Regions from separate parts of the Mus musculus genome. Here regions 2, 3, 4, 5, 6 and 7 are each linked to region 1. A link is a loop called in an ENCODE intact Hi-C map of the cell type or tissue named here. Cell type or tissue: left cerebral cortex. All regions are shown on one strand. Region 1 holds the start of Diras2 (DIRAS family, GTP-binding RAS-like 2). Region 2 has its middle 6.4 kb from the start of Gadd45g. Region 3 has its middle 85 kb from the start of Diras2. Region 4 has its middle 73 kb from the start of Diras2. Region 5 has its middle 42 kb from the start of Gm33116. Region 6 has its middle 16 kb from the start of Gadd45g. Region 7 has its middle 110 kb from the start of Gm33116.

Region 1 (4,000 bases):
GACACATATGGGAAGCCGGTAGCAAGGTCCCCGCCTGCCCTTCTCAGGCTGAAATAGTTCTGTTGACAAGGCTGGTTGCTAGCCAGCTGCTGGAGTCCCCTCCCTGCCCAGCTTGCCTTTCAAACTGTGAGTCTGAAGCCTCCAGAGCACCCTGCTAAGGCACTCATGAAAAAGCTTCTGGGGGTTCCTGTATAAGCCCTACACACGGGTCCCCAACACAAGAAAACTGAACAGGATTCGGAGCCTGGCTACAGTCTGTGTCAGCCCTGCCTCTCCCCGCTCCTTGCCTGGGTTCTCCAGGGACAGCCACCTGCACTAAATGTAAAATCTTCAGTCAAACGGACCTCCTACCTGTACCACCTTCTGTTTCTCTGATATATTTGGGATGGGGGTGCGGGGGGTGTTGTGTCTTCTTGTGCTCAGGGCCCTCTCCAGTTCGAAGGGCACAGATAAAACTGAATAGTTTGCAATTTTAGGCAACAACAATTTCTTTTTTTAAAGTATGATTCCCATACAAATTTGTTAAATTTATTCTAATTTTATTCCCTTTTCTCTACCACCCACTCCACCTCCTCGAACCCAAATGCCAGTGGGAAAGAACACATCTAGACTGATCTGAGATCTAAAATACTTCAGCTTTTTTGCTGTTACTTAGAAAATAGTCATTTAAAATAATATTTTATGGGTTTTTTTTTCTTTTAAGCAAATCACAAAACTTCTGCTAGTATAAACTAGTATGCACGGGGGCCCGATTAAAAGCTAACAAGAACCAAAATGTGAAATGAATTCCTAAACAAGGCTGGCTGGGCACGGATTCCTCCACCCAAGTTATACTGTGTTCCACCTTTGAAGGCATGGAACAACCGAGATGTGTGGTGTCCAGTTCCAAAGATCCCCCAACCCCAAAGAATATGAACTGGGACATGGAATCGCAAAGCAGGGTGGGGAAGTCCAACCCTTGGGCAGCCAGCTGTCATTGTCCTCTGATGGAGACCCACGTTCTTCTGCCTGGACTAGATGCTGAGACTTGCCTGAGCTCCCACCGGGAGAAGAAGGGGAGTCCCGTGGATATCCCAAGCCTGGTCTTTAAAATAGGAAATGAGACATTGGGGCGGGTCCCTTTCCAGAGCGTTAAGTCTAGAGGTTGGGATCCAAACATCAGGAATCCCCTAGCCATTTCTTCTTGGCTCTGAATGTTTCTTTCTCTAGCTGTACCTCTTTAGGAGACTTTTCCTAAATCGATGGAATCTTCCGCATTCATTAGAATACCTGCAGTCAAAGAATTTCCCCAACCGCAACTCCTGTTAGGACGGGATCCCTAATCTTGGGTAAGACCCTGAGGTTTTGCCCCTTCAAAGCAATGTTAGGTGTTCAGTCTAACGTTCTCCCAACTGAGCTATGGCTTCGTCCTCGCCCTCCCCTCCTGGAAGGATGCAGGATGAGGCTGGCTGGTCCCCCTCTCCAAGTCCTGGGATACATACTGATCTTCAGCCCCAGAGAGTAATCCTGCTCCTCTGGCTCCCAGGACTGGCCAAAAGCGCCGGGCACCCGCGAGCTGTATCCAGCTCCAGCCGAGAGCCGTGGTGGCTTGCTTACCTGGGGAGAGCCGGCTCAGAGCCGCAGGTCTCCAGGCGCAGCTCCGGGACCCGCTGCGCGCAGCGCGATGCGGTGGCTGCTGAGGCGGAGTGCGCGCTGCTCCCGCCTGATGACGCTGTCAGCTGCCCTGCGCCCCGCACCGCCCTGTGCACCGCACCCCCAGTGCAATGTCCAGAGCCCTGCACCTCCAGTGCAACGCCCAATGCAACGTCCTGCCCCCTGTGCTGCCCCTCTCTGTCTGCCCCTCTCTGCCTTATGCACCCGCCCGAGCTCTCTGCACAGCCTTACAACCTCCAGCACCGCTCCCTGCACCGCCCGCACGCGCGCCTGGCCCTGTGCAGTCCTCCCACGCGGTGCTCTCTGGCTCTAGCCTCCCGGCCTCCGGCTCCACCCTCCTCAAGCTCCTGCAAGCACAGTGGTTGCTCGTTGCGGTGGCCTGCTTTTCACCGGGAGCCTTCAGCTGCCCTCTACCGAAAGCTTCTGGAATAGATGACAAGAGACTAGAATTTTCTGAAAATTAAATGAATCAAAAATCATTCCGTTGAAAGGACAGTGGATTCCTGTGTTTAAAACTATGCTCCTACCCTAGTGTACTTAATCACTGCTTACCACGCAATAAGACTTGGTCACTGGGCAAGGTTTCTGTTCCTGTAGCTGTGACAAAAACAAGCTAAGGAAAACTGGGTTTGCTCTGGCTCATAGTTCAGAGTAAAAAAGCAAAGCAGGAAAAAAAAAATCTTGAAATGGCTGATCACATCGCATCGGTAATCAGAACTTAGACGACTGTGGAAGCACGCTGCTACCGAGATCAATTTGTATAGTCCAGGATCCTGTACCCAGGAATGGTCTAGCCCACAGTCAAGACCGGCCTTTGCACAACACTTAAGTAATCAAGATAATCTCTCCTCCCACAAGCCTGAGGCCCGTCTCCAGGTGACTCTAGATTCTGTCAAGTCGACAATAGTAGTCACATGTGCTAAATCACAAGACAGCCTGTCACTTAGAGGTGCCAAGAAATTCCCTGCCTGAAAGGCAACCATACTACAAGAATTCAAGCGTTTTAACAGGACAGGGCTCTGACATCACCTCTTTGGGTAAGCTTGGGGGACCACGCTGCTCAGCAGCTTTTCATGACCATTTCAAAGAATTAACAGAGAGAGAGAGAGAGAGAGAGAGAGAGAGAGAGAGAGAGAGAGAGAGAGAGAGAGAGAGAGAGAGAGAGAGAGAATATGCTGTACTGACATTTTGTAAGCGCTGGACAGGAACATCTACCTATATCATACTTGCACTCTATGGCTGGAGGAAACTCTTTTTTTCTTTTTTTATCCTTATCTTTGTCCTTTGGTGATGTGGTAAAAGAATTACAAAATGGGGCCTGTATCTTCTAAATTAGGCTTAGCTTACAGATTCTGTAAGCTATAATATAGTCACTTTTCTGTTTGGGTAAGTTCTGGAGTCCTGTAATTTCAGAGGATATAATCCTTTGAAGTTGGTTTGCAAAGCAAATCTCTGCCCTGCTATTCACAGGAAACATGTTTGTTTGTTTGTTTGTTTGTTTTGAAATCTTACCTAAGATATGCTTTCACTATTTACAGTTAAGATAACATCTTTGTTCCTTAGTTCAGCTTGACTCTGGCCTTAGTGCTATGGCTACTAAAATAAGAAGGGAGTAGACCATTTTTAACAAGGCCATTTGAGAGTGGCCTTCACAAATGTAGCCCTACTTTGAATATGCCTGTGAGCAGGAAGTCCACATGTCCACAGTCTCTCCATTATGAAGGTCTGTGTATGACTGTGGAGATGACTCAGTTGCTACAGGACTTGGGGAGCACACACAAGAATCCGAGCTTGATCCCATGCATGCAAAAAAAAAAAAAAAAATTAACATTTTGACATTCTTGTAATCCCAGAGTTGTAGAGCCAGAGACAGTATTAGGGGACAGCTCGCTCCATTTTTTTTCTTCCTTTTCCTAGTTAAACATAATGTTAGAACTTGATTTATTTGTATACTGTTCCCTAACTGTGTGTTTTTCTCTAATCATGTCCTAACATGAAGGCCACCTTGTCTTTTTTTTTTTTAAACTTGTTCTTCCTCTATAACTTTGTGATATATTCATCATAAATTGTTTCATGATATGTTCCAAGAATTGACTGACTCTGTCTTTTTCTAAACCTATTTTAATAAGGATTCTCCCTCCCTTCTAGCCTACCACCCACCAGAGGTAGTGGAAGAGAAAAGTTATGAGGACACAGGGGAAGTCAACCTATTTAGAAAGAGTTCTTGTGGGGTGGGAGAGGTGAGTCCAATCTTTGTTGTCATGGTATCCAGCAGTTCAGTCCAGTAGCAAACACCGAATACGAACCAGCAGCTGTAGTCAGTTCTCTCAGCAGACACTACATAAAA
Region 2 (4,000 bases), 690 kb before region 1:
AAAGAGCAAGGTTAGAACATTTAGGGACTTCCCTGGAACTGTGGACTTTGATGGATTGGGGGTCTGTTCTCGTGCTGGCAGGTGTTTGCTGACCATGAGCTGGGTTCCAAGGCCTGACTGGTTCTTCCATTATATTGTCAGTTGTACTGTCTTGGGGCAAGGGGTGGCCCACAGGAGAGGTCAGGAGACCAGGCAGGATGTGAGGGGAGAGATTGTGATGGCACACAGGTATGAGAATGTCACCCTGAGCCGGCTGGGGAGGCTGCTCAGTGTGTGAGCTCCGGCCACACAAGTGTAAGGAGCTGAGTTTGGATCCCCAGAACCCACACACGGTGAGACAGGAGATGGAAAGAAGGGGACCCCTGGAAATGGCAAGCCAGCTAGCCTGATGAACTCAGAGACAAACAAGAAATCCTGCCAAAGTAGACAGCAAGGATGGCCACCCAAGGTTGTTTTTGACCTTCACTTATGCACTATAGCATGTGACACCCGTATTTACACACATTGGCAGCATTTTGTCGAGGCTCCACCCCACAGTTACCTGACAACAGCCAGGTGTGCCTGACTCATTGTAAATGGGGCTGCTTGCTCCCTCCTCTCTTGCTCTCTCCTCTTGCTTCTGCTCCCCCCTCCCCATTCTCCTCCCCCTCTCTCTCCACGTGCTCATGGCTGGCCTCTATTCCTCTACTCTCTCTGCCTTTCTTTCTCTACTACCCTTCTCAACTCCCTTCTCCATGTCCTGAATAAACTCTATACTATACTGTCCTGTGGCTGGTCCCTCACGGGGAAGGGATGTCTCAGACTGGGCCATAGAGGCACCCCCCCCCCATCTGACTGCACCTCCACCTCTCCTTATTTTTGTAAAACACACCACATATAGCACGTACACCTAAAACTAAAAAAGAAAACATTATGACAACACCAATCATCCTGTACACCCCATGTGAATGAATGTTTCAAAAGCGTAGATGTTGATCCTGCAGGGTAGGGAGGGCTGAGGTCCTTCTGCCTCTCTGCCAAGCTCCAAAGGGAAACTGAGGTTGCTAAGTTCTGGGCTGCAGTAACCCCAGAGGCCCATGGGCATACCTTAGTGGGAAGAATCCTTTGTAGCTAAATAACTCTGGGTAGCTCTTAGCACCGTGAGTGAAGGAAGAGGAAGAGGGGATACAAAGAAGGAAGTGTCTATGGGGAAGATGGACCCACAGAGGAGAGGTCAGAAGACAAGGCAGGATGGGGAGGGGTGAGGCTGGTGGGGCAGGGATTCATCAACCTATGAGCTCCATATCTATCTATCTATGGACATGCTGTTCCAGCTGACCAGGCTGTTCATGGAAGGTTCTCCTTCCAGAATCTTATCTCTGCCAACAAGACACTGAACTTAATGGCACACAGTCGTGCCTGGCTTTTGGTATGAATGCTCTGGATTTGAACTTAGGTCCTTCACGGCAAGAGCTTTTTCCCACTGAGCCATCTCCCTACCTTCTTAGGGTCACTAGTTGCAGCAGAAATGGGAAACCAGCGGATCCCATTGGCCACTGAGAGTCAGAGGCTGCACACGGGAAATTTCAGAGGGACTTACACTCTATGGGTGTAATACTCATGTTGACCACAAGAGATCACCCTGCAACCACATCCTGGGCAGGCACCCTAGGTTTGAGGCAATGAAGGAGCCGATATTTTCAAAAATTTCAGGTACGTGATGATCTTGTCCTTGGTAAACTAAACAGTTTGTTCTAAACCTAAAGGATCGTTGTAAATTCTATGTGGGGGATTCCATCTCTTCTGTATGAATAATGAGAAGAAACACAGCCAAGAGGAAGCGATATTCAGAACAAGACTTGTTAACCTTCTGGCTGGGCTACCACTATGGAGTTGATTAACCTCTCTGTGCCATTTTCTTCACCTATGGGGTGACCTCTCAGGGTCACCATGAGATTTAAGTGGTGCTTACAACAGCACCTGGCACACAGCAAACCCCACGGGAGGAAAAAAAAAAGCTTGATAAATAAAATAGCCATAGTGATAATACTAATTTGCTCAAAAGTTATTAAATTTTTGTGTCAAATGAATAAAATCCAATAATGAAGGGGCACTCACAAGTCCCAAAACATGTTGAATATATTTAAGTCCTGCAGTGTTGGTATCCTCCCGTGTATTATGCAGACAGCAGGAACAGAGATTTTGTTCATTTGAGACATGGTGTCTGTCTAGATCCAGCCACATAGCCAAGGAGGACCTTGAACGTCTGCCTCTGCCTCCCAAATCCTGGATTACAGGTACCACCTTGCCAGGCTTTCAGAGAGGGCTCATTCCTGTCTAGAAAGTAGGTATTTTCATTAAAAGCAAGTGAATGGAAATTTGGCCCTTTACCCTTGGCTGTGATGTGTGCAATATTTTGCATGAAGTCCTGTTGGGCTTTATTTTGACTGCAAACTATATGTCAGGGTCCTGGCTCATTTTATATGACAGACGTCTCTCAGCCAGGGTGCACACAGCCATGCCAAATGGCCATTACTCAGTATAGGAAGCAGGGGTCCCACTCCTCAGTGTCTACCCCTGAAACCAACCCCACAGAAGGCTGGCTTCTTGATCTGCCTCCATTTGGTCTGTAATCTCCAGGCAGTGGGGTTGACATCTGGCCCCGAGGTTATCAGACTGGAGTTTACATTTGTATCACAGGGAATCAAGCTGTGGGGTGCTCAACTGCAGCGCAGCCAAAGAAAATGAGCAGTGGTGAAACATTTCACCACTTAGAGACTCGGCTACTGTGGCAGCCACAGGTACTCAAGACTTTGCAAAATCAGAGTCGCACGGTTGCTTTCCTAGGGTGCATGAGGTGGTATCAGGCTGTGGAATGCTCTGGAAGCACTGTTGTAGTTACTCCGTGCCCCAAGGTTCCCCCAGCACCTCTTATGGCTTGTGTGCATCAGCCTGCCAGGCACATCTTTAAATGCTTTTTCTTGGGGAGAGCTTCATCATAAAAGTGGACTTAGTAGGTCCACAAATGAGAGCACTCACTTCCGATCAGGCACTGGACTGAGTGGACTTAGTAGGTCAATCTACGTGAGCACTTACTTTCAATCGGGCACTGGACGGGGGGTGGGGGTGGGGTGTAGCTCAGTGGCAGAGAGCTTGCCTACCACATGCCTGTCCGTTAACTCACAGCCGAGAACATAATCAATACAAAAATAAACCTAACCCCAAACTCCCAAACCAGGCGCTCTGTTTTCACCCTAGGTCAGAGTGAATAAGCACTGAACCCCCAGCGCTGGGTCTTGGTTTGTCTGTGGGTGTGCATGCTTGTGAGTGTGTGTACGTGTGTGCTCATGCTTATGCATGTGTTTTGCATGTGGAAGCAGAGATCAGCCTTAGGTGTCACTCCTCAGAAGCCATGCACCTTGCTTTTTTGAGACAGAGTCTTTCACTGGTTTGGAACTCACTAATTAAGCTAGGCTTGCTTGCCAGCCAGGTCCTCTCCTCCGCCCCCCCCAACCCCTAGTGCTGGGATTAAGAGCAGCGGCCATCATTTGCGCTTTTTCTACAAGGCTTCCAGGGACTGAACTTGCAGTTTTGCTGGCTTTGCCCCGCCAGCACGGTGGGAGGGCTCCCATGTTTTCCTTAGCTTATCTTTCAGAGCAGAAGGCAAGCGTGTGGCTTGGGTTTGCTGCGGCTCTGTCACTATTCGGAACCCCATGTGTGTGTCTGCACACCTTCCACTCCCAGAGCAGACCCATAACCAGAATTCAAATGCCCACGGGGCTGCTAGGGCTGATTAGGCGCCCGCAGGCCTGCTGGGAAGCTTAGGTGTGACTAAGATGACAGGAAGATGGCCTTCACCAGTTCTCTCCCATCCCTCCCCAGCAAGTCAGACCTGACTGTAAGTTGTGAGTGGTGGATGTGGACCGTGTAACAAACTCATTTCTCGGTTGCATGGGATCCCCGGAGCCATTTTAGAGGACTTCCCCAGAAGTGGAGCTTTTCTGAGTGAAGGCTGACCGTC
Region 3 (4,000 bases), 85 kb before region 1:
ACAGGCACTGGAGGAGTATGCCCCTTCCACAGATGCTGACAGGCATGGCAGACAGAATTTCTCACCTGGGATGTGAGGTAAAATCAGAAGGTATTTATGGGGAGGTAGAGGCACCAGTCACTTACTTACGGCTCCCCACTTCTTTCCCTGCCTCCCACCCAGAGAGCCTGGCTGCAGACTCTGGCTGTGAAGCCTGCCCTCACCACCCACCTTCAAGGGATAAAAGGATGGAACCACCTTCTAGCACTTGGGCTCTGGTTGTCTTTGGAGACACCCTGCCGTCATGCTGTCTGTCTCTGGTGGCGGGTGTGGAGAGCTGTGCCTTGAGCAATCGCCATTATAAGACGGCGCTGGCTTCCACTGCGCCTAACTAGTAAACAAGCCTTATGCGCAAGTGCAAGAGTAAATTCACGCCCAGTCACTGTCCATCTCGGGGCGTAGTAATGGGGTGATGGGCAAGCAACTAATCAGGTGCTGTCACGCCACATCAGGTGCTGAAACGTCACTCTGCGGGCTATATAAGCAGCACCATTTTCCGGGTTCGGGGTCTTCCTTATGTTGAAGCAATAAAAGCTTTGCCGTAGAAGGATCCGGTTGTCCGAGTGAATTCTTGCCGGCGAGATACTAGCTCGGGCAAGAGGCGGGTCTTGAACTCCCCTCTGGGATCCCACCGTGTTGCCTCCTTGTCCATCTTTCCAGGGCTAAAACACCGGAGTTTCCGGTAATCTGTACTTCTGTCCTCTTGAACTACCCACTGCCACAACCAGAACCTGATGGTTATCACACCGATACCTTAAGTTTCACTTGCATGTCAACAGCACTCTTAGTGGATGCCTATATGGGACTGTTCACAGGTAAGACTCGGGAAAGATGGACGAGAAAATCCAACAGAAACCTCCTGCCCCTCCCATTCTTTGGACGGAGAGGGATAACTAGATGGGTGGGTGACAAACTCCATGGATGCAGATTTGGGGTAAGCAAAGCTCCCCCTCTCTCTTGTCTCTCCCTTTTCCATCTATGAAAACTGTCTTCGTTTTGGAGCCTGCTGAGCCTTTAGGATCTTTGCTTGTAAATCACTACTTTCCTCAACAACAAATGGCTGTGAGCCACCATATAGGTGTTAGGAATTGAACCCCGATCCTGTGGAAAAGGAGTCATTGCCCTTAACCACTGAGCTATCTCCCAGCCCCATGTGTCCATGTTTTGATTTTCCTGAGCCTCTTGTCTGCTCCCCTCCCCCACCCAGGGAAATATTGTATGATCCTTACTTTTACCTCTTTTACTGACTTCATTTTTTTCCCATCAGGCTTCCTTTATCATGTATTTTTTAATAGATGAGATGATTCTATTTTACTCAGCCACAGAGCGCCTAAGTTGACTTGACATATCACCCCATCCTGAGACCCCACTATTTTCTGCCTTCTGCCCACCTAGACTAGCTATTTCAGTTGGTGTTGTGTGGCTGTGTGAGCTGCGGTTCTCCCGTGGGGACTCTGGGAGTCATGGATTCTGCTTTTGTAGCCGTTCTTTTTATAATTCTTCGTGTTATACTCACTCCTCTTTCTGAATCTAGCGCTCTCACGGAGCATCTGTTGGCTCCGTTATGACTAAGAGAAAATTACCAGTCTTCCACTTCCTCCCTCTCCCCCCACCGCCCCCGGGCTTCTCTCGGTTTGGTCCTTATTTTTAGGTCTAGTGGTTCCCTCTGAGCTCCAGCAACTACTCAGGAGGCTGCTTTATGCTCTCCCTCATCCCTTATCCCTTATCCCTCCTCCCTCCCTCCTTCTCTCCTCCCTCCCTCTTTCCCTCCTCTCTCTCTCTCTCTCTCTCTCTCTCTCTCTCTCTCTCTCTCTCTCTCTCTAGGTCAGAATCTCATGTATCCCAAGCTGATTTGAGCCTCTTATTTAACCAGGATTGACTTAAACTCTTGATCCTCCTGCCCCCTGCTCGGGATTTCTGAGATTCACCAGTCCGGGTTTATCCAGTATGGGGATGCAGAGTTTGTTTCCCTGCAGGCTAAGTGAACACTGGACCACCAGAGCCTCATCCCTCCTCCAGACTTTCTTGCTGACCTCTGGGTGCAGGACAGAGCTGCTGCCAGGGATTTTTGCCTGAATTTCATTTCCAAACACTCTCCATTGCTTCCTCTGTGAGCCACACACCTTTACCACTGGAACCTAGATTCAAGCCTTCTTTCTGCAAACCACACACAATGGTTACCGCTGTGATTGACATTCAGGTCCCCGTTGCAAATGTTTCCAAATTGAAATTCTCGGTGGTGATGCTTTCTGAAGCTGGGATTCGAGCCCGACTAGACTGAGAGAGTGAAGCCCTCATGAACAGGATTAATGCTTTACAAAAATAGGAGTTGAGTCCAAAGGGAGCCCTCCCTCACCCCTCCCTCCTCCTGAAAACACCAAGAGTTGGGCCAGAGGAGACCTGCTTTAAGCAGGCAACCCAATACATGTGACCTACTTGAACTCCTCCCTGTGTTAGACACTCACATCTGACTTCTCTGAGAGAAGCTTCCCTGCATTGATGTCTGGTGTCTTGGCAATGTTACTGCAGCTACTGTAGCATATAAGTGGAATTACTTTTTTCTTAGGATGACGGGGGTCCAGGCTTCTTTTGGCCCTCCCCTCTGTGTTACGGGTTTCCTTGTTGTAGTTTGGTTTGCATGGGGATGGGAAGGGGAATCAGGGTTGTTTTTATTTTTGGTTTGTTTTGAGAAAAGCTATCATATATCTGCAACTGGTCTCCCACTCTCTATGTAACTGAGGATGACTGTGAACGTATGAACATCTAATTCTCATAGCTCTGCCTCTCAAGTGCTAAGATTACTGTCATGAGTCACCATACGTGGTGTATGTGATGCTAAGGTTCAAGCCCATGCCTTGTGAAATCTAAGGCAAACCCTCCATTAACTGAGCCATAGATCCATAGCCACAGCCCATTGAGTTATGCTATGGCATACATGCACACACATGCATACACATGCACATGTGCACATACATGCACACACAGAAACATGCATGCACACCCACACACATACCCACATGCACACACGTGCATGCATAAGCATATAGATACACATACACACATGCACACACATGAATACACACAGACATGCATGCAATATGCACTCACATGTGCAAATACAAAGGCCCACACATATACACATATGCACACACATGCACACATGCACATGCATACACACATTTTTTAAAAAATTTAAACCTAATATTTTACATTTTTAAAATTTATAACCCTGTGCCGTTGTATTTTTTTATTAATTTGAGGAGATTGTGGCTTTCGCTGTGGATGTGCAGGCTCTGCTCCTCAGGCTAGAAACACCTTCATGCTACAGTGAATGTATCCCTTTCCCTCGGAAGGACCCACAACACTGATCCGTGTGGACCTACCTGCTCTCCATCAGTGCTATCTGCTCAACTACATCCATTTCCTTTTCCTCCTTCTGCACGCAGAGAGAAGGAAAGTCACACCTTCCCATTTGGCTCTGCAATGTATCTACGGTTTAAAACAAAAATCATAAAATCAAAACCGACGCATGAGCACAAAAGGAAGAAACTAAATAGAAGCTTCGAAGAATGTGTTATCTACGTGACTACAAACAAATAAGGAGGCCCAGCGAGTCCCACCGCCATCTTTAAGGTCTTGTCCTGAGGTTTGGGTTTAAACACAGAGGCAGAAGTATGAATAACTTAGCGACCTTGGTCCCACCCACCATTGTCTTGGCTGCAGCCTATCTTTTATGGGGGTCCTCCGCATGAGATTCCTGGGAGAATTTAACTCTTTGAAGTGTGTTATGCCCATAGTCTGGTATTATCAGCATCTCCCTGTAAAATATCCTTCTTGCCAGGACAGTCATAATTCCTGCTCATGCTCTCGTGATTTTGAAAATCCCAATCATTCAGTTGATAGAACCGCTATTCCTGGTGTCTCCTCTCAGTAATTTTTCATCCGCTGGCGGCCCTCCTTC
Region 4 (4,000 bases), 73 kb before region 1:
GTCCATGGGAAACTATAAACATATTCTACAAGCCGATATTCAGTGGTTTCCACTTTTAACTGGTGCATACCAGAGGCTTTGCACGGAGATCTCTGGCCTGGCCTGGTGGGAGAGTTCCAGCGAAGGGAAGAGTGCTGGCAGGGAAGGGAAGTTGTTTCCTCTGCTCCCGCTGCTGCAGTTGGCTCCACCTCCATCTCTGTTGTGCCTTCCAGGTTACTCCACTCCACCCTGCACTGAGTCAGGTCGGGCTGATTAGCCAGTAAGGCGGGCAGAGCTTCAAGTGGCGTTTCCGGAGAGCAGACCTCTTCCCAAGTGTTACAGCTCTTAGAGCAGAAGGCTTGGATGACGGATTAGTTCTCAAACACCTTAAATCCTTCTGGTTAGGATTCTTACATACAGTTTTGGAGTGGGTAAGGGTCTGACAACAAGTACTTCTCATTGGTTTGGTCTGAGAGCTTTGGGAAAACCTTATTTGCATGTGAGAGGGCTTGGTGCTGCTCCTATGTGACTGATGGCTATATATGTCTGGGGGGGGGCGGGGGGCTGTGAGGAGCTGTAGCTAAGTGACAGGATCCAGGGGCCCAGGAGGCATGGTCAAACACCTTCTGTCCCATGCAGGTGGAAATCACCACCCACTGAGTCACCAGGGTTCCAGACCTTTGCTTGACTGGGGACCAGGCTGTCTGTGTCATTGCCCCACAATGAGCCCCTGTTATGGTTAAGGTTGAGTGTCAAATTGACAGGACTAGCTAGGTCCTAGTCTGAATAAAAAGGAGTGAGCAGAACTCCAATGTTCATTAGTTAATTGGGGTAGGAAGAACCACACTGAAATGTGGGTGACAGGATTCTATGAGGTAGGATCCTCAACCGAATAAAAAGGGAAACAGCAGCTGAGTGCCAGCACTCATGGCCCTCTGCCTCCTGGCTGCAGATGTGGCCAGCTTCCCCATGCTCCTGCTGCTGTCACTCCTCTATCACAATGGACTACACCCTTAAACTGTAAGCCAGCATTGGAGCTGTGAAAAAATGGCTCAAACGTTAAGAACACTGAGAGAACTCGCAGAGAGCCAGGGTTTGTTTCCTAGTACCCATATGATGGCTCCCAACCATCTGTTAATTCCTGTTCTGATGGCTCTAATGGCCTCTTCTGGCTTCTGTGGGCACTAGACATGAGAAACCCTGTCTTGAAAACCTCCCCCCACAAAAAAAAAAACAAAAAACAAAAAACAAAACAAAACAAAAACCCCAGGGTTTCTGTGTGTAGCCCTGTCTGTCTTGGAACTCACTTTGTAGACTAGGATGGCCTTGAACTCAGAAATCCACCTGCTTCTGCCTCCCAAGTGCTGGAATTAAAGGCATGCACCACCATGCCCGGCAAAATGTTTATTTATTTATGTATATATATATATATATATATATATATATATATATAATGATGTGCCACTTGCTGACACAAGAACAGAATAGGAGGCCACTCTGTCGAATGAAAACAGCCAGGTTCACAAAGACAGATGGCATGTGTGCTCACCGGATAGTGGACACTGAGGAGTTGGTTTCATAGATGATCAGGGGAGAATGGTGGTCATTGGAGGTGGGGAGGTAAAGGAAAGAGGACAGGAATCAGATAGGGAACAGACACAGTGAGAGGAGGAACAAGTTTCCCCAACAAAGCAGGCAAAGCCTTGGCTATCAAGGACCCACGGAAAATGAACATGGAGAAATGTCCGAAGTGAAGTGCCTGCACTTAGACATGGCTGATGTTCACAGAAACGAAACTGCTTCCTTCTCTGACAGATCTGTCGTGTCATATGGCGCACCGTAAATGGGTACAAATTCTTCTTAGTTTAAAGAACAGACAAAAAACAAACAAACAAAAAAAAAACAAAAACCCTGTCTTGTTTGGGACCCCCCCTTTGCAGAGCCCAGGCAGTATCTACCTTCTGAGTAAACTAGGCACAGGGCTTTTGACATCCATGTCAAATGGTTCATTAGCACCTTTAGCTCCAGCTCCAGGTGGTCCAACGCCCTCTTCTGGCCAAAATGGGCACCTAAACTCATATGTACACATACACCCGCACAGACTCATATATACACGTACTTAAAAATAAATTACCTTTTAAAAAAGCTGAAAGAGTTCTTCAAAAAATATATATAGTCAACACAGCATACTAACTGGTGACTGAATTTATAATCTCCTATGGAAAGAATCCCAATGATTGCAACCAGAACTTAGTTATCTGGGAAGCCTGAAATGACGCTACAGCTATTCTTTCAGACGGCCGGCCATCTATTTCCCCTAGAAGCCAGCCAGCATCTGAAAAAAGAGAACCGAGAACCGTCATAACAACGGAGCATGCGTAACGACACTGAATTAAAGCAGACACGTGCAGGGCTAAATCAACAGAAGTGTTTTCACTGTTTCTAATTTATTCTGCTTTGATAATTCACCTCGCAGAGTTGTTGGTTTTTTCCTGCGGTAAAATTTTTACATCCAGCAGAGAATTTATCCATCGTTCCAAGACAAGCTTAGGTGAAGTTCTCTCTGCATAGAAAATGAATTCTGTGCCTGCTGAGCAGGGCTGAGGAGTGTACGGGGCCATGTTGGCTTGTAAACACTGTTTGTCTGTGTGTCCCTGCAGGGCTTGGCAGGGTTGGGCATCGCTGTGCGCGCAGGAAGTGGTGCGCAGAGACACTAATTAGCAGTGGCAGCTCTGTGGGGGGTTTTCACTCCCCCGCCCTTCCATCTATTTGAAGGCACTAAAGAGAGTCCAGTCTAGTTCTTGGAACAAGAGCTCCGCAATGACTTTGAAGAAGGGATTTAGTGAGCATGAAGGAGGCCCTGTGTGTCCTGTGAAGGAGACCCCGTATGCGATTTTGTAGAGTCGTCACTGATGGTTTTACATTCCCTCATTTCTAGTCGGTCTGTGGAGCTCAGCTGCTGTATGGTGGTAATTTCCCTTAGGTCAGACACACAAGCTAATGACATTGGCAGCTGGGGGCTGCCAAGAACCTTGCAAAGAAGCTCATGCCTACAGATTATGGGGTACTTTCCAGGTTTTATTTTAATATACTATATTGAAAATGAACTTGGTATCAATTATGGTATCTGTCCGCATTAGCTGGGAACCCTCATTTTACTTTTTTTTGGGGGGGGGGGTGAGGAGCTGAAGAGATGGCTCAGCGGTTAAGAACACTGACTGCTCTTCCAGAGGTCCTGAGTTCAAATCCCAGCAACCACATGGTGGCTCACAACTACCTGTAATGAGCTCTGATGCCCCTCTTCTGGTGTATCTGAAGACAGCTATAGTGTACTTACATATAATAAATAATTCTTAAAAAAAAAAAAAGAAAGAAAAGAAAAAAGAAAAGATTTTTTGTTCCTGAGCTCAGTAAATATCTGTGTTTTACTTTTTTGTTCCCAGATATGCACCTGGATTTGAGCATCACGTGCTTATCTCGAGACATGCCTGTTTCCTCTTCCTAGAGTGGAAGCACTTGTTTCTTCTTCTTCCTTCATAATCTCCTGGTCTGCTTTTCTCACGGAGCTCCTTCATTGATAAAGATGCCATTGACACCAAGGACTTATTTTTTAACTGATAACAGCCTGCCATTATTTCCCATAGAAGGCAAAGAAGGGTATTTAAAAGCCAGTTCTTTATAGGAAGCTATTTTCCCTGATATTGGCACAACCACTCCCAACCTCCTCAGATATAAAAAATACTAGATGCTAGTGTCCATAGTGTCTTACCCCAACAAGAATAGGAATTGGTTTATGCTGAGACAACCAGGAGGGACTGGGGCCCTGGAACATGGATTCAGGTGGCCCCAGGCAACAACTTACAACATGGAAGTGGTTACCAGGAATGTTCACGGTCACAGCATTCAGTAAGCAAGCTGGTGGGGACAGCAGGCAGGCAAGCTAACCGAAACGGGGAGGGGGCGGATTTCTGATATAGGCCTTAGCTGCTGCCTGATGTTCGTAGTGTTTGAGTTGGTAGAA
Region 5 (4,000 bases), 260 kb before region 1:
GAACTGAACTCTGGTTTCTTCGAAAGAGAAGCATGTGCTCTTAACCACTAAGCCACCTCTCCAGCTGCTACTTGGAAAGCTTTAATTAGTTCATCACAACCGAGAACACACTAGCAATCGGCGTGGTTGGTGTTGGGTGTTTCTTCACTCCGCAACAGAAGGAATCAAAGCCCTCTGTGCTAAGCCCCAATGATGCCACCTCTGCATTTGAAACATGAACTTTGAGGGCTGGGTAGATGGCTCAGCAAGGAAAGAGGCCTCCAGTTAAGCCTAACAACTGAGTTGTACCCCAAGGGAGAGACCTAACATAGAGAGCCAGGTCCCTTCTGACTCTCCACTTGTTCTTTGCACCCCTCCCGCTAACACAAATAAATCTAACAAACACGCTGAAGGACAAACTTTGCCGTCGCTTCCACAGATGCCGTGTGGATTTTAAGCCTGGGGGAAGATGGCGTGTAGGTTTCCTGCTATTCTAGGATTTCTCCGGGGGTGGATTTCTGTGATGGAAAGTGGAAGACTCGTCTCTGCCGAGGGTTGGTGGGATGATGGAGGAGGCTCACTGTGAACTGCTGAGATTTCTCACATAGTGTGGAGAATGGTTACCAAGCAGAGGTAGGGGTGGCATGGGGTGGGGGGAACAAAAGGTGTCCGTTTACGGAAAGACTTGAGGTGGGATGTGGGGAACTGATAAGCTCTGTCAAGAACAGTCTTGCCAACCTGTAACTTCACAGGTGATGGGTCTTTATTGACCTCTGCCTTTGTGCCAGGCACGGTTCCTGATGGCATATTAGCAGGAGCTAAGTTAACAGCCTCAGGGATGCAGTTTCATCACGTGAGTGGGATCATGGAAAATGGGGCCAGAGGGTGAGATTACTGAGCAACAATGAGCACAGAAAGACACCCAGAGAAATCCCTACCGTGATGAACAGCTTGACCCACTCTGGGAAATCTTATATTTCCTGTATTAATTGAGTTATGAGTGCATGTATGGGTATACATGTATATGTGTATTGTGTATGTGTGTGTGTGTGTGCGCAAGTGCACTTGTGTGATTGAAGGCATGTGTACAGCTGTACAAAGAGAGGTCAAAGGTCATCCCTTAGGAGCCACCCACGTTGGGTTTTAATTTAAAAAAAAAGATTTATTCATTTATGTGCATGCATAATTGCTGGCATGAGATCCTGTGCCCCATGTGCACGAAGGAGCCCCTGGAGGCCAGAAGAGGGCATTCCCCTGAAACCATAGTTAGGGGTATTTATGAACCACCATGTGGGTGCTGGAACCGGACCTGGGTCCTCTGCAACTGCTGAGCTATCCCTATCCCTTGCTTTTGAGACAGGGTCTCTCACTGGGACCTGGGGTTTTCTGATGACAGTGGGTAGAGTGACCAGCAAGTCTTAGGATCTGCCAATTCCCACCCCCATCCCCCACCCCCAGTGCTGGGATTACAAGGCTACAATGGTGCCCCTGACTTTTTATACCATGTTGGGGGATTGAACTCAGGTTCTCCTGCTTGGGTGGCAAGCGCTTTCTCAACCTGAGCGATCATCCCAGACCTTCGTTGCAGGAAGCTGATGTGTAGGCAGGACTGGCTTTGGAAGAGCAGAAAGTAACTGGACCGTGACAGCTTATGTGGCTTGCCTGTCCTCTGGAGTTCGGGTTTGCCTGTCTCTGTCTCTGCTAGTTGTCTCTAGCCCATAGGGAGACACGCCAGGAGCAGATTGTTTGAGTAACCGGGCTGGAAAGAGCTGCAGAGGTGGTGGTATACCCTTCATTTATAACATGCAGTGGGTTCCTAGAGATTCTGGGAGTGCCTGCCAATGCTCTAGGCACCAGACACAGATCCTGAACACTTTGAGCTTGTTGGTAGAGCAGGGAAATGTGGAAGAAGCCAGCCCATAAACCCACAGATTGGAAGACGCGAGTACAGGTTGGTTGTGTGTTGTGGGGTGTGGGGGTGTGTGCTGACACAGCAGTGGGCCAGGGGCAGCTGTTTTCAGGGTAGCTTTCTTCTGTCTGTCTTCTTTATGTGTCTTCAGAACTCATTCTGGTACCTGCCTGTTTGGACTTCACCCTGGTGTGACTGTCACATTTCTGACCTCTATCTACAGTCTGGAAGGTCAGGTTTTGCACCTAGGTCATGGTCACACACTGACCCCAGACAAAAGGTGATTTTTTTTTGTGAATTTAAGTGATTCCTTCCCAGATGTCAAGCTCCCTGAGAGTCAGCTTCACACCACTGCTCTTTCTAAGCCTTACAGGTAGGGGGCGCACTAAAACAAGTTTTCCGATTCAGAGGGTTGCGCTGTGTGATATAGGTCTACTTAGCAACAGAGTGCTAGGGAAATGTCCGCGTGCAAGACCTGACTCACACTACCTCTCCACCTTTGTTCAACCCAGAGCCCAGAGTGGGTTCAGGAAGTCGATTTCTAGCACATATACATTGCCCATGATTCTCATGAGCAGAGGGGTCCAGCGATCCTTTTATGTACGGGTGTGTGTGTGTGGGGGGGGGGGGTGGGGTGCGGTGGGGAAGCTGGTTCTCTGGGTTCCTAATTTGCACGGAAGGCCTCTCTGTGAGGCTCAGTGGGGATCCAGAGGCAACTAGGGACAGCCTGCTGGGTCACCTCTGCTGTGCGGGTTCTCACTTTATCACTTATGCAGGTGGTGTGACCCTGTCTCTTTTCTTTACTTGATTCCAATGGCAGTGAGCCATGTAGCTATTTCAGTGTCCTCCTGCTGAGGGTGGGAGTGGGTTCCCTCAGCTACTGCCGCCCCCTCACAGCCGCTTTCCTGCCTCCTCATGTAACCCAGCCTTCTCTGCTGATGACCTCATACCCCCTTTTGCTGATCCTTCATTCTACTCCTTCTTATTTCATCTGATCAGTGTTTCTACCTTAATGCTTCAGTTGGGCATGGTGACCTAACATGGTGGGTTGTGTGTTGTGGGGTATGGGTGTGTGTGCTGACATAGCACACAACCCACCAAAGTCAGGTCAGCCTGGGCTATGCATGAGTTCAAAGCTAGGCTGTGAAAAACCTGTCTCCAAAACAAAACAAAACAAACATAATAAAATAAACAGAAACCACCAAAATCTGGAAACAACAGCACAAGAGCACATTTACTGTCTCCTTTGCCATCTTCAAAGCTACCAGCTTTCTAACTTGCTGACCCTTTCCACCCAGTGTCTCACCCCTGCATCCCTGCCTCAGCTTCATCAAGCACAGGGTTGTCTACTGTGTAGCCACTCCCCCTTTAATACACCCATTCATAGCCTGTGCTTCTCTCCAGCCTTTACTTAACCTCGCTAGAATAACTTCAGCCTGTCGGACGGATGTTTTTGTACCCTGTGTGAAGAAGATGTGTCTCTGTCCTTCCTTGACTGCCTAAGGCATCTTCTGATTGGTTAAAACAAAACCACCCATAGCCTATGGCAAAAGGCAGGATAGTAAGTTGGGACATCCAGCAGAGAGAAAGAAACGCTGGGAAAGACTCAGGGGTGGGGATTTGCCATTCAGACTCAGGGGAAGCCGGACTTAGGAATTTGGTTGAGAGGTAAGCAGCCAACGTCACAGAATTTAGATGACTATACATGGGATAATTGAGTTATGAACTAGTTGAGGATGAGCCTAACTTAGGTCTAGGCATCTGTTAATAAAAATAAATCTCTGTGTCATTATTCGGGAGCTGGGGCAGGCATAGAAAAGCCAGAAAGGTTACATCAGCCCAATTCCCATCAGTTCTAACAGTACAAGGAACATAGGGAACTGTAACACCAGAGCCACACCCTCCTGTGGTTACTTCTCCAAACTTTGTGGTCCAGCACATGACAAAGCACTTCTTGAAGCGTTATGTCAATACTGGGACAGCATCGTGTCCACAGTGGGACAGCATCACATCCATACTGGGACAGCTCCTTCTACTTGCCATTTCCTTTCTGCCTGGAGGCCACTTCCCACCCTGATGATCTGGCCTGCCCATCCCCCAGGCCAGTGTGAC
Region 6 (4,000 bases), 700 kb before region 1:
ATATCTGATGCCCTCTTCTGGTGTGTCTGAAGACAGCTACAGTGTACTCACATAAATAAAATAAATAAATAAATCTTAAAAAAGAGAGAGAAAAAGAAAGAAAGAGAGAGAGAAAGAAAGAAAAGAAAAGAAAAGAAAAGAAAAGAAAAGAAAAGAAAAGAAAAGAAAAGGCCCCATACATTTTACCCCTTGACCTTCTAAAGGCAACCCTGGGTGATTGTGACTGAGCTGAAGGCAAACGGAGGAAGCAAGGCGGCTGGGTTCATTCACCTTGGCCTCTGACCTCATTCAATCCATCTGCATGACCCCCTCTCTGTTTTGAGGTTCGGGTTGAGCGTGTTCTTGTTGCTGCTGTTAAGAGCAACATTTTTTTCAATTACATTGTAACAATGCTTTTTTTTTTTTTTAAATTCAACAAGCTTTTGGAATTCAAAAAGGACTCAAGACAAATAAGGAAACTGCTTTCATTCATTGTCCACTGGCACAACAGCACCTTCCTGTACTTCCTGTACTTGCTACCTGTACTTCCTGTACTTGCTACATTGTAGCAAACAGCAAACATTACGTCCATGTCAGACAAACGTAATTTTGAGCAAACATTCACAATCATGGGCAACGTTCCCTTTTAGAGAATTAATTTTCCAGCTAACTTCATGGAACAATGAAGTGATCAACGAGCTGCTAACTGAATTCAAGCAAGTTGGAAGAATTTAAGCAACGGGAATGTGAAGTCTTTTTTTTCTCAGTACATGTAAGAAAGACCAAGATTAACTTCTGCACACACAGATGTAAAACGGTCACTAAAAAAAAAAAAAAAAAAAAAAAAAAATGCAGAGCCGAGTGTGGTGGCGCACGCCTTTAATCCCAGCACTCAGGAGGCAGAGGCAGGCGAATTTTTGAGTTCGAGGCCAGCCTGGTCTACAAAGTGAGTTCCAGGACAGAGCCAGGGCTATAAAGAGAAACCCTGTCTCGAAAAAAACCAAAACCAAAACCAAAAAACAAACCTGTCACTCTGAGACTGTGTGGTAAAGGGCACCCTTGGCACCCAGTACTGCCACAGCTGTCATTTACTGGAGACTGCCTTGTCTCGCCCAATCTCAAGTAGATGAGAGATTGTTATCTCTGTCTTAGTGATAGGCAAAAGGGATTGGCAACTAAAATATGGTGGAACTGATGTTCCAACTACCCAACATGACCTGCAATGTGGGCCAAGGATTAGGGGCTGGCTTTGCATTAGGTGTATAACAATGTTTTTCTCTCTCTTTCTCTCTTTCTCTCTCTCTCTCTCTCTCTCTCTCTCTCTCTCTCCCTTCCTTTTCTTCTTCTTCTTCTTCTTCTTCTTCTTCTTCTTCTTCTTCTTCTTCTTCTTCTTCTTCTTCTTCTTCTTCTTCTTTTTCGAGACTTCTCTGTGTAGCCCTGGCTGTCCTGGAACTCACTCTGTAGACCAGGCTGGTCTTGAACTCAGAAATCCACCTGCCTCTGCCTCCCAAGTGCTGGGATTAAAGGCGTGCGCCACCATCGCCCAGCCAATGTCTTTCTTTTAATGTTATATTTTATTTATTATCTTTTAGGTGGGTGCTTCTGGGTCATGCTGTGGTCAGAGGACAATTTGCTGGAGTCACGTCCCTTCTTTCATGATGTGGGTCCCAGGGATGCAACTCAGGTTGCCATGCCTGGCAGCAGGTGCCCTTACCCACCTTGCCACCTTGCCACTTCGCCAGACCTATGCTAAAAATTTAAGATTAAGATCATGATAATTCTTTAGTACTTTAAAAACATGTTATACCACCATATTCTGTCACAATTTATTTTCTCCTTCTAAATAATCATAGATATTACTTTTATGTCACCTTTCCTAATCTTTGCATGCATTTGGTTAAAACTTCCCTAAGATAGCACATTATATGGTTAGTAGGTCAACTATTTTTTTTTAATTAAAATGAGGATATGGGATAGTTGAGCTGGTAGAACACTTGTGTGTAGGCCTGACAACCTGATTTCTATCCCTGGGTCCAACAAGGCAACAGGACAGAACTGGCTCCTGAGAACAGAATGTGGTATGTGCACACCTGCGTGTGAGTGCAAGCATGCCCAGTACACTAAATAAATAACTTAAAATGTAGATATCTTTAAATAAAATGCTGTCACTGCTCTCCTTGCTGTATCGGCTTTTTATTAACACCAGAACAATAGATATTAAATGTTACAGTTACTTTTGGGCTTCAAGCGATTTTTTTTTTAAAAAATAGGTTGTTTCTCAATAGTCTAGGCTGGCCTCAGACTTGTGTCAGTTCTCCTGTCTCAGCCTCCAGAGTCCTGGGATTGCAACTGTGAGACACCACGCTTGAGAAGTAGGTGAAAGTTTACTGGACCGGTTTGTGTTAAAGAACTCCTTTAGCATCTTTATGTAGCAGTCATGTTCTGGGTGAGTCTTGCTTGCTGGGATGAGGGAGAATGGTCTTGTAAATGCTCAATGTAAACACTAGAGGGTGCTGTGGACCCGCGTTTGGTTTGTTTTGGTAGCATTAAGTGTAATTACTTCATTGTTCAAGTACAAACCCTTTTAATTCAATATGTTTCTCAAAGCATTGCCCCTAATTGGGCTTTCATTGAGTAGCCCTAACCTAGCAGGGTGTCTAAAATTTTATTTTCTCCATTTGATTTTGGGAAAAAGGTTTTGACAATTTCATTCAAGAGTCACTGAAACCCAGGTATCATCACATCCCATCTGTTACTTTTCTTCCCTTTCTCTGGCTCTCGGCTTCCCGTCTTCCTCTCTCTTCACTCTCCTTCCCATTTCTACTTGCTGTGCTCACCCAGGCATGTAAGCGGAGTCCAGAGTCGTCATCTTCTCTCACTCAAACTGGTGCTTGCTGCTTTAGCTTAGCCAGCTGGCCAGAAAGCTCCCTTGATCCTCCTGTCTCTACTCCAGCACACTGCATCGTGCCTGACCTTTCACCGGGGTACTAGAGATTGATTGTGGGCCCTCATGCTTTGGTGACCAGCACTTTACCCACTGGGCCATCTCCCTGGTCCACTAAAGGTTCTTCAAACTTGGGTGTGATAAGGGTTAGCAAAAACACCTGAGGGGTTCTGTTAGAATCCTGCAGTCAAAACGCCAGGATCGATGGACCGATTCCCAACCGCTGTGAGTCTCAGTTTCTCTCTCCACTGGTCAAATATGGAACCAGTGGAAGGGGCACATCATCGATCCTGATTAGAACTAAGCGATCTCACAGAAGGAAAGCACTGCGTACAGCTCCCATCCAGAGGCGCTCCACCGAGGTTCAGCTCTGTCTGAGCTCAAGTGTGCAGCATAGACTCTTTAGGCGCTAGAGGAGCCAAGTGGGGTGTGGCGCTGTTCCTGTGTCTGATTCCTGTCCCCCTCCTGCCCCCCCCCCCCCGCCCCAGCAGTCAGGTCAGTCCTATGCAGCCCGCAGTGTGATTCAGGCCTTGTACTTAGCCACCAGTTGGTACTCAGTGAGATGGACCCAAACCCACTCTGGTGGCTTAAATCCTTCCCGGTCAGGCAGGAGGCAGAGCTGGTGGCTGTACCCTGCTTCTGTCAGGAGAACCTTGATTGTGGGGGTAGGGTGGAGATAAAGACAAATGGAGGGGGTGAGGAGGAGCTGGCTCAGTCCGTATAGAGTTTGCCGTGAAGATATGAGAAGCTAAGTTCAGATCTCATGTAAAATGATGGGGTGGAGGCGTGGGCCTGAAACCCCAGTCCTGGGAAATGGAGGCGGGAGGATCTAGAAGGCACACTTGCCAGCCAGTCTGCCACATTGGTGAGATCCATGCTCAGCAAGAGACCCTGTCTCAAAAAATAAGGTACAGAGCAAGCGAGGAAGATAGTAGACATCAGCTCCAGCCTCCACGGGTACGTGCACACATGCAAGCACATACTTCGCATGCGCGCATAAACAAACACGCATGCGCACACAAGTGGCACCGCTGACGGGGTACAAGCTGCCTTCCTAGGGCTAACGCCGTTCTATCT
Region 7 (4,000 bases), 190 kb before region 1:
TTTTTGGTTTTGGTTTTGTATTCTGGATTTGAGAAAAAAGTCAGGTTGGGCGGGGGGGGGGGGATGTGTAGGTACCATTTGAAAGCTGGAGTGTACCAGGCATTTTAGGGCTACCTGCTTTTAAGTCTCCATAATTATAACTGATGGTTACCCGGAATGTACCTAACTTAGCCTTCCTTCCCTCATCTGTGAGTTGCTGGAAGCATGTAGCATAATGAGTAGTGATGAGGTTTGGATAAAATAGCCCATGTACACCTTCTGGAAGGTTCCCAACACACAGCAAGCACTTGTACTACTTCTACTGTAGCATCCTCCAACTTGCATTCGTTGTGATATGTGAAGTTCCCAGGAGCAAAGAAGAAGAAGGAGAAGGAGGAGGAGGAGGAGGAGGAGGAGGAGGAGGAGGAGGAGGAGGAGGAGGAGAATGAGGAGAAGAAGGAGAAAGAGGAGGAGGAGGAGAAAGAGGAGGAGGAGAAGGAGGAGAAAGAGGAGGAGGAGGAGAAGGAGAAGGAGAAGGAGGAGAGGAAGAGGAAGAGGAAGAGGAAGAGGAAGAGGAAGAGGAAGAGGAAGAGGAAGAGGAAGAGGAAGAGGAAGAGGAAGAAGAAGAAGAAGAAGAAGAAGAAGAAGAAGAAGAAGAAGAAGAAGAAGAAGAAGAAGAAGAAGAAGAAGAAGAAGAAGAAGAAGAAAAGAGGAGGAGGGAAAGGGAAATGGAGAAGAGAGGGATGGGGAGGGGCAGGGGGAGGAGGACGGGGAGGGGGAAGGGAGGGGAGGGGGAGGGAGAAAACCTGTTAAGGATTCCACAAAGCCAAATGAGCAAATGAGAAATGGTGGAGAGTAGATTGTGCAATCCAGAGCCAAGTTACCTTGGGCCACTCTTAGTTCCAGCCATTCCCTGCCCACACCATGTGTGACTAATACCCTTGTAACTATCAAGACCTTACAACACATCTTTAGCAGATCTAGGCATCTTTAGCAGATCTAGATTTCACTAATCCAAAAGCTAAGGATGCCATCAGAGAGCACCTGAAACCTGCAGATCAGTGTCCCAACCCTGCTCGGCTGAAACTCATGTAGCTGTTTATTTGGTAATGTTGTGCCAGGAAGCGTTCTTGAACCCCAAAAGACCAACCAATGTCACTTAAATGTTCCACCTTCTGTCTGTGTCTGTGTGTGTGTGTCTGTGTGTGTGTGAGAGTGTGTGTGCGTGCACATGCGTTTCCAAGCAGCAGAGCCTTCTACACTCAATGCTTTGGGTTCAGGTAGCCAGCCTGGTTCCTATGGTGGCTTCCTGTTGCATGTTCTGATATTTGGCAGAATGCTCACCAATGAGCACTTCTCCTCTGGCTACCTTCATTGTGAACAGGGGCTTGGAATGTTTAAATGACATCACCACTATGACTCACCAAAATAACTTGGCATTGGCCAGAATGACCAACTGGTGGTTGTGTATTTTACTATGGCTCGCTGGTGCTCTGACAGGCACATTGAATAGTATCTGCAAAGATTTCAGTGGCTACCTGTTCATGTCACCATTCATTATTCTATGCTGTGATGCTGAAGGTGACAGAGACTCTTCCTTCCCACCGGAAGCCATGCTGGTGAGGGACAGAGGAGCAATTGTTAGTTATCCTGTCGCACTGGAAGGCACAGTCACTTAGACTATACGGTTTTTCATGATGCCGATGTGGTTCTTTGATGGACCCTCCCACAGGGGATCTGTGGCAAATAAGGTGGGCTCTATTGGAGACGGTTCCCCTCTTATCTTAGGAGGATCTAGCCTGGTCTTTAAACACCTTGTGTTTCCTAAGATCTCTGTGCTCCTAACGCATGCAGAGGCGTTCGTCAGAGCTCGAGCTCATTCACTGTTCCAGGCAGCAGCTGCTATTATCTGCTTCCTTGGAGCTGTTTTAACTTCTCTTAGGTTGGATAAAAATGCTATTCTTAGCCCAGTGTTTCTTAAGTCGCCAAAAGGTCTTTTTCCCCCCTCCCAACTCAAGTCTTTGGAAGCAAGGCATTACACTTCTTGTCTCTGCATCACTCCGTTAACTCCAGTCAGATGACTTGGAAGCCCCTCCCATTGTGTTGTCTAAACACTCGGCCCCTGCTACAAGCAAGGAAACGATTAACTTTGCTTGGAGGCTTTTTCTTGGGCAAGAGGACTCTGTGGTCGCTCTCACCATGGTACTGCCAAGATTTTCTTGGCCAGTCATTCTTGACTCAGCTTGAGGACCGGATGTTGCCATCTCCCTGGCCGTGCTGGACAGCTCTTTAAAAGGTTTTGTGAAGCGAAGTGTTTGGGAGAGAGGGTGCAACATAATGGATAAAACCAGCTTCAGGCTGGGCCCTCCACCTGGGTGAAGAAAAGTGTAGGAAAGAGACGATCACACCACGGGAGGCAAATTGTGTGCCTTGCTCTCTAGAATAGGATAAGAAAATTCATGTGGGTGGAAACCCCAGAAAAATGAGTGAGCCCTAAGAGAGGCTCTACATTTAAAGTAATCTGTATTTAAAGATTCGCCAAACAACTAGGCTTATTCAGAGCTGTATGGACAGATGGCATAGCAAAATCAACCTTTAAATTTTGCTTAAATATGGTGATTGAATATGTTATTCAAAAAGGACGATAGTAACAAACTTCCTCACATTAAAAAAAAAATCACTGCTAGTGGTTAAGTTGCAATTTCGTGGGCACATGTGTGCAGGTCTGTAGATGTATGTGGAGGGCGTGTTTAGAGATTCCTAGCCTTTGGGGCTGTGAGCTGGCTCAATAGTCAAGAGCACTTGCAGCTCTTTCAGAGGATCTAATTTCGGTTTCCAGCATTCCTGTTGGACGGCTCACTGTCATCTATCACTCTAGATCCAGGCTCCAGAATGCTCTCTTCTTCTCTGATGGTAACCACATGTACGCAAACTTACATGTACACATACATACATACACACACACACACACACACATGAAATTATCACCCTGCATACTGTTAGCATTCTGTCTAAACTCCACCCCACAATTACCTGGTATAGCCAAGGAGGCCTGGCCCACTATAAAAGGGACTGCTTGCCCCCTCCTCTCTCTCTTGCTCTCTTACTCTTGCTTCCCTCCTGCATCTCTCTTGCTCTCTTGGGCTCTTCCCTTCCCTCCTCCCTTTCCCATCCTCTCCCTTCCTTTCCTTTCCCTTCCCATCCTCTCCCTTCCTTTCCTTTCCCTTCCCTTCCTTTCCCTTCCCTTCCCTTCCCTTCCCTTTCCCTTTCCCTTTCCCTTCCCTTCCCTTCCCTTCCCTTCCCTTCCCTTCCCTTCCCTTCCCTTCCCTTCCCTTCCCTTCCCTTCCCCACCCCTCTCTCTCTGCCTTTCTCTGACTCTACTACCCTCTTAACTCCCCTCCCCATGCCCTGAATAAACTCTAGTCTATACTATACAATCCATTGCGTGGCTGGTCCCTCAGGGGGAAGGGATGCCACAGCATGGACCCTCTGAGACACCCCCTTCCCCCATACCTTACCATACCCCCATAGAACATATCTTATATCTCTTTATCTTTTTATATACATATCACATATTGTTGCACAGAAGAAATTCAAGTCCCTTACATGAAGGATGCTTTAATCAAACTTTATTGCAATGTGGAACAAGGCTCCCAGGCACCCAGAGAGTGCTCTCATTTAAGAGATGTAGTTTGACCTAATGTGCTGAAGTGTCACCAAAATTAGGCAAAGTGAAAGCGCCAGCTGTCATTGTGATGCTGTGGCATTTGTGTGATGCAGTCTCAAATTCAACACGGATCCAGAGCAGCGCAGTGAGATAACAGAATTTGTTACATTTTTATAAAATATCACTTTCATCTACAGAAAGCCATGTATTTCTAGCCTATCAACCTTGCAAAGAATCAATCCACCAGAGAACAAGGAAGTCGGTAGTAGACCTGTAACCTCACCAAGACTAAGTAGGAGAGCTTCAAGAGCCAGGAACCAAAGATTAAATGAGCCAGTCTTCTGCAAAATGCTT

What was found. Peaks named below come from ENCODE experiments on the same cell type or tissue, not always from the same donor. Only the 100,000 strongest peaks of a DNase experiment are listed, where the experiment ranks them.
Region 2: a loop joins it to region 1, with 2.4 times the contacts of the local background. A loop is called at or near these places in 23 of 42 quality-filtered maps.
Region 3: it touches region 1 in a loop (4-fold over the local background); 6 of 42 quality-filtered maps call a loop at or near these places.
Region 4: it touches region 1 in a loop (2.8-fold over the local background); 6 of 42 quality-filtered maps call a loop at or near these places.
Region 5: it touches region 1 in a loop (4-fold over the local background); 30 of 42 quality-filtered maps call a loop at or near these places.
Region 6: a loop joins it to region 1, with 4 times the contacts of the local background. A loop is called at or near these places in 23 of 42 quality-filtered maps.
Region 7: it touches region 1 in a loop (4-fold over the local background); 7 of 42 quality-filtered maps call a loop at or near these places.

Annotation. Positions count from the first base shown.
Region 1 is chr13:52,528,824-52,532,823 of GRCm38, forward strand. It overlaps Diras2 (DIRAS family, GTP-binding RAS-like 2), which reads right to left and starts at 2,013. Exons shown (of 2, transcript NM_001024474.2): 1 at 1,597-2,013. In left cerebral cortex, a CTCF peak has its summit at 2,069; DNase peaks (open chromatin) are centred at 133, 490, 1,089, 1,473 and 3 more places; H3K4me3 peaks cover 2,090 bases; H3K27ac peaks cover 2,589 bases.
Region 2 is chr13:51,838,248-51,842,247 of GRCm38, forward strand. No RefSeq gene overlaps it. Among named protein-coding and RNA genes, the nearest start is that of Gadd45g, 6.4 kb to the right of the region's middle. In left cerebral cortex, a CTCF peak has its summit at 1,603; a DNase peak (open chromatin) is centred at 1,606.
Region 3 is chr13:52,444,130-52,448,129 of GRCm38, forward strand. No RefSeq gene overlaps it. Among named protein-coding and RNA genes, the nearest start is that of Diras2, 85 kb to the right of the region's middle. In left cerebral cortex, no CTCF peak of the experiment used is centred here; DNase peaks (open chromatin) are centred at 1,600, 2,236 and 2,860; H3K27ac peaks cover 1,441 bases.
Region 4 is chr13:52,455,351-52,459,350 of GRCm38, forward strand. No RefSeq gene overlaps it. Among named protein-coding and RNA genes, the nearest start is that of Diras2, 73 kb to the right of the region's middle. In left cerebral cortex, a CTCF peak has its summit at 2,054 (motif pointing left); DNase peaks (open chromatin) are centred at 209, 2,391 and 2,643; H3K4me3 peaks cover 554 bases; H3K27ac peaks cover 924 bases.
Region 5 is chr13:52,273,573-52,277,572 of GRCm38, forward strand. No RefSeq gene overlaps it. Among named protein-coding and RNA genes, the nearest start is that of Gm33116, 42 kb to the left of the region's middle. In left cerebral cortex, a CTCF peak has its summit at 2,259; DNase peaks (open chromatin) are centred at 137, 481, 1,806 and 2,265; H3K27ac peaks cover 490 bases.
Region 6 is chr13:51,828,431-51,832,430 of GRCm38, forward strand. No RefSeq gene overlaps it. Among named protein-coding and RNA genes, the nearest start is that of Gadd45g, 16 kb to the right of the region's middle. In left cerebral cortex, a CTCF peak has its summit at 2,486 (motif pointing right); a DNase peak (open chromatin) is centred at 2,489.
Region 7 is chr13:52,343,682-52,347,681 of GRCm38, forward strand. No RefSeq gene overlaps it. Among named protein-coding and RNA genes, the nearest start is that of Gm33116, 110 kb to the left of the region's middle. In left cerebral cortex, no CTCF peak of the experiment used is centred here; DNase peaks (open chromatin) are centred at 1,950 and 2,502; H3K27ac peaks cover 776 bases.